Linked DNA regions of Homo sapiens: region 1 is linked to region 2. The links are chromatin loops, found by intact Hi-C in ENCODE. Cell type or tissue: heart left ventricle. All regions are shown on one strand.

What was found. A loop is a pair of places that touch in the nucleus more often than their neighbours do. Peaks named below come from ENCODE experiments on the same cell type or tissue, not always from the same donor. Only the 100,000 strongest peaks of a DNase experiment are listed, where the experiment ranks them.
Region 1: a loop joins it to region 2, with 3 times the contacts of the local background. A loop is called at or near these places in 19 of 110 quality-filtered maps.

The regions. Positions count from the first base shown.
Region 1 is chrX:109,923,946-109,926,445 of GRCh38, forward strand. No RefSeq gene overlaps it. Among named protein-coding and RNA genes, the nearest start is that of TMEM164, 78 kb to the right of the region's middle. In heart left ventricle, no CTCF peak of the experiment used is centred here; no DNase peak of the experiment used is centred here; H3K27ac peaks cover 622 bases.
Region 2 is chrX:110,412,047-110,414,546 of GRCh38, forward strand. The region is part of intron 1 of RTL9 (retrotransposon Gag like 9); the gene reads left to right. It also overlaps a transcript of AMMECR1 not described here. Among named protein-coding and RNA genes, the nearest start is that of RTL9, 54 kb to the left of the region's middle. In heart left ventricle, a CTCF peak has its summit at 1,274 (motif pointing left); a DNase peak (open chromatin) is centred at 1,265.

The DNA of each region.
Region 1 (2,500 bases), 490 kb before region 2:
GGTGAACTCTCTTTTCCTAGAGAGCACTTAAACTATGGAAGAAAACCATTAGTGACCATTACTGTTAATTTGTTTTTTGTCTTTTGCTTTTTTTTTTGAGATGGAATGTCTCACTCTGTCACCCACGCTGGAGTGCAGTGATGTGATCTCGGCTCCCTGCAACCTCTGCCTCCCGGGTTCAAGAGATTCTCCTGCCTCAGCCTCCCGAGTAGCTGGGATTACAGGTATGTACCACCACGCCCAGCTAATTTTTGTATTTTTAGTAGAGATTGGGTTTCGCCATGTTGACCAGGCTGGTCTCAAACTCCTGACCTCAAGTGATCCGCCCCCTTCGGCCTCCCAAATGCTGGGATTACAGGCATGAGCCACTATGCCTGGCCCCCATTAGCGTTAATTTGCTTAACCCCCTTAAGCCTTTACTCAAAGATAACTTTTCGGTGAGGCTTTCTCCAACCCCAGTACCTCAAAACATTTCCTATATCTCCTTCCCTGCTTTATATTTTGCCTTGGCCCTTGACCCTATCTAAGATACTACAAGTTTAATTATTTATCATGTTTATTCCTGCCTTTCCAATTAAAATGTAAGCTTCCAAAAGCCAGGGATTTTGTTTGTTTCTGGAGAAAGACCTGGTAAATAGTAGATTATCAATAAAATTGATTGAATTGAATGCATAATCATATGGAAACAGGGCAGGGCAGTGCAGGGACTAGGATAGGGCAAGCTCTCAGGGTAGTGTGCTGAGCCTACATTTGCATGGTCTCAGAGTAAATGCCTCCTTAAAATTTGCAGCCGAGGCACCTCCTTGCTCACCCCAGTCCCAGCCCTGAAGCAGGGAATAGACCAGATCACCTAGTGAGATCTGTCTACTCCCAGGCAGTGGCATGCTGGTAGATGTTTATCAACCAGCTCTTTTAGGTTGGTAAGGTGGGGGAAGCCTTGATTTGTAATGTTTGCCAATATTCCCATCATGGCCAATTTCAAGCTATCAACAGAATGTTTATGAACAGAGTTGGGAAGAGATGTGCCCAGTGGGCTCTTGTGAGCTGGTACAAGTTGGCTCTAGCGCACCACTGAACAGGATTCTTTTTTTAAAAAAAAATAATTACCTTGTTTTTATTAATCTTTCTTAAATGTGTATATAGCTCACATTTATTTCAGGGTTTACCACTAGAAGTGTTTTGGTCTTTATTTAGAAGTTTGGCAATGTTTTGTGACCACAAATATGCTATAGAAACTTAAGTTGGTTTCATTATACATTGTTTCACATAAAGTTTCCAAGAACCTATCGAGGCTGTTAGTGAGGACTTACTGTACATCTTGACATGGGAGAATTGGGCATTAGGCATGAGCATGTGCCACTGCAGCAGGTGGTGGGCCGCTTAGGAGTCTGGATTACCAATTTCATCTGAACTCTTGGGCAGTCTTGAACTTTTGCTAAATGCAACCAGGGCCAGCATAAAAAACAAAAACTGCAAAGAGGAATTAAGAATAATGAGGGGATTAGCATTACCCATTTTCACCACTAAAATATATCCCAGAAGCGCATTATTCTGAATGGAGGGCAAGTAGTATCACTTTCAGGTTATGAGGGATAACAGAAAGGAAACTTCTGTTTTCCAAGGACTATGTGCCAATCCCTCTGCCAAGCACATACTCCTATAAAGTAGGTACTTCTACAATCCCCATTTTAAACAGATGAGGAAACTGAAGCCTAAATACAATAGATAATTTGCCCAAGATCACACATGCAGCAATGGCAAACCAGGATTCAAGTGGAAGCATATTTGATTCCAAGGCCCATGTACTTTTTCTTACATAGCATCATACTGTGCTATGGCATGAATATGGTGACATCTCCACAGGTATGGATTGAGAAACTTCTGTAGGCCCAGACATGTGTCACAGGCTGTATTTCATGAATTCCCTTCTCTGCATCTGGCCAAACCTGCACTTGTTCCAGAAGACAGGGGAAGTGGCTGTCTTATTCACCTCTCTATGCTCAGTGACCAGCATGGTGCCTGGTGGACAGAAGGCATTCAATAAATAGTTGTTTGAAGATGAAAGGAATAAAAAAAGAAATGAAGTAAATTGGAAAAAGGAAAGAATTTTTGTCCCATGGATATTGTTTGTGTTTATGGATCACTCAAGAAGACTTTAGACACAAAATTTGCATAGATACTCCTAAGCAAATTATTTCCAACTTCCATTAATTAATTGCCAGCAGTGGATTCCTTTTTATTTGTTATGCCAGAGATCATGAAAGCATGGAATCTGGGATAGATTCTGGAATTATCTTCACTGTAGATTGGCTTTCCTAACTGTTGTGTGCTTTGGCCGTGAGTCCCATCAGTCGGTACTCTCTGTGCCCATTCCAGTGTGCGTAAATGACTGGCAGCATTCAGGGATAACTTGAGTGTCAGAAGAAAAGGGCTCAGGCTTCAAAATCTCCATGGCTAATCTGTAAAGTAGGCAATCCTTCCGCAGATAATTGAACAGTGA
Region 2 (2,500 bases):
ATGCCCTATTAAAAGGAACACCAATCAGTAATAATTAAGAAATGCAAATTAAAACAATATTGAGATGATTCAGATGTCAGCTTTTACCTCTCAAATTGGCAAAAATTTAAAAGGTCACTAAAACCCAGGGTTTGTGAGAATCTGGTGAAACAGCACACTCATTCACTCTTGATGCACATCTGGAGGGCAACTGGAAATGTTATTTGAGTCAGCAATTCCTGTCTTAGGAGTTTACCTTTGCAAAATGCTCCATGTATAAGGATGTTCATTTAAACATTATTTGTAAATAGGAGCAAATTGAAAAAACTAAATGACCTCGGTGAAGGACTGGTTAAATCATTTATAATACATCCCAATAATGACATACTAAGCATTACTATGCTAATGATTAAGAGTTTGAGCCTTGGTTAGACTGCCTAGGTTTGACTTCCTCCTCTAGCTTTTATGAGCTGTGTGACTTCGACCAAGTTTCTAACCTCTCTGTGCCGTTTCTCATCTGTAAAATGGGAAAAGTAACAATTCATGAAGTTGTGAAGAGTAAATGAGATAATTCATATGAAATATTCAGATAGGACCTGGCACAGAGCATTTAATAATTGCTACACATTACTATTCCAACTACTAGTATAATGATGACAATGACGATGTAGCCACAAATAAAGACAAGCTAGATCTTTAAATACTGATGTGCAATGATATCTCCAATATAGTATTGTGATAAAAGCAAGTTGCAGAAGAGTAAGTATAGTAGGATCTGATTTTTGTTAAGGGTATTATATGTTACACATACAGGAAAAGACTGGAAGGATAGACAGACTGTCAACACTGGGGAGTAGAATAGGAGAGGTAGATTTTCCCTTGAGCAATAATTAGAGTTGTTTGAAACTAGCATGTGCTACTTTTATAATAAACAAAAGATGTAAAGGGAAAAAAAAGCTCCGTTTGGAATTCCGAGGACAGTTAATCCCACCAGGCTTCACATCCCCCAGTTCTTGGCCACAGCCCAAACGTTAAGCCTCCCTGCTCGTCATCTGTCCTCTCCCATACCATCCTCATACTGCTCAGTGCTCCCATCCCTGCCACCCCGACTCATCCACCTCCCCACTACCGCCCTCTCTCACTCTTCTCAGTACCCTCTGGAAGCCCCCACCTTGCAGTAAACAATTCCCCCTACACCCTGGATAAATTTTACAGAGCACTATTGTCTACCTCCGGGCCTGGAAGTGCTGAAACCTGAGTCTCCACGGCGGATCTCACGGCTTTGCCACCAGCGCCCTCTAGTGGACACTGTCCACACTCCCACACTACAGGCACCCTAGGGCTGGGAGGTGGGGTCTGTGCTCTAGCTTCCCCTGTTTGCTTCCAGGCTGTTAGTCCTCCGTCCTCAGCCAAGAACTCCTCCTTCTCATGCCATCTGGCTACTTCTCTCCTCGTTGACGCTTCTTTATAACCATCCCCTCCTGGTCAACCCCCCCCCACCCCCACATTCAACGAAGAGTTCGACATCTGGCTCATTGTCTTCTTCTCCACCCCAAGTCCTGACATCATTCTGGGTGAGTTGGACATCCGTGATCCATGTACAGGACACACTCTCATCCTAGCCTTACCATGCTTCATCATCAGTCAGAACCCCCTACCATCTACACCTTGCTGGCTGGCCTCAACGCTCTTCTTTTTACCTCAGGAGGCTCTCCAGTTTTTTGAGCCCCCTCCATCCATTTCTTCCATCCCATCAGCCCCTTTCACCTTACTACCTTCCCTCTCCATCCTGGAACATGATGATGATGATGATAAGAATAACAACTAATATGTATGTGCCAGGCATATACTACCCATCTTATGACATCATTTCAGTAATCTCATGTTATCCTCACAATAACTTTATGAGGAAGATACTATTGTGGTTTTCCTTTTAATGAGGTGACTGAGGCTCAGAGAGGTTGAGTGACTTACCCAAAGTCCCACAGCAGAGATGAGATTTGAAGTCAGGTCTGTTTGCTTTCAGAATCTTGCGTATATCCCCAATTCCCTTGCCCTGTGTCTTTCTGCTGCATCCATGAGGCAAAATCCTAAGTCTGGATAAATTTAACTGACAGTTTCCTCCTCTGTGCTTATGCCCAGATGGAGGAACATTGCTGGAGAAAATCCCATCACTTTGTTGGTTAGTCCCACCAGAAAGTCATAGTTTCCAACCTCAGCGGGGCCCTCAACTCAGCTAAACAATCCTTCTAAGTAACTGTCCTGACAATAGCACTTGCAAACTTTCTCCACTGCCCTCTGGAGTCAGACTGTCTGGGTTAGAGTCTGCTTTGGCCACTTCCATGCTCCATACCATGCCAGCCTTTAAGAAAGGGTGAAGTGGAGGAAAAAGGATGAGGGGAAAGGGGAAGTGATATGTATCGAGTGTCTTCTAGGTACCAGCCACTGTGCCAGGTGCTTTGCATGCAGTGTTTCATTTAATCCTGCCAGCAGCCCTGCAAGGGCAATACTCTTGTTATTT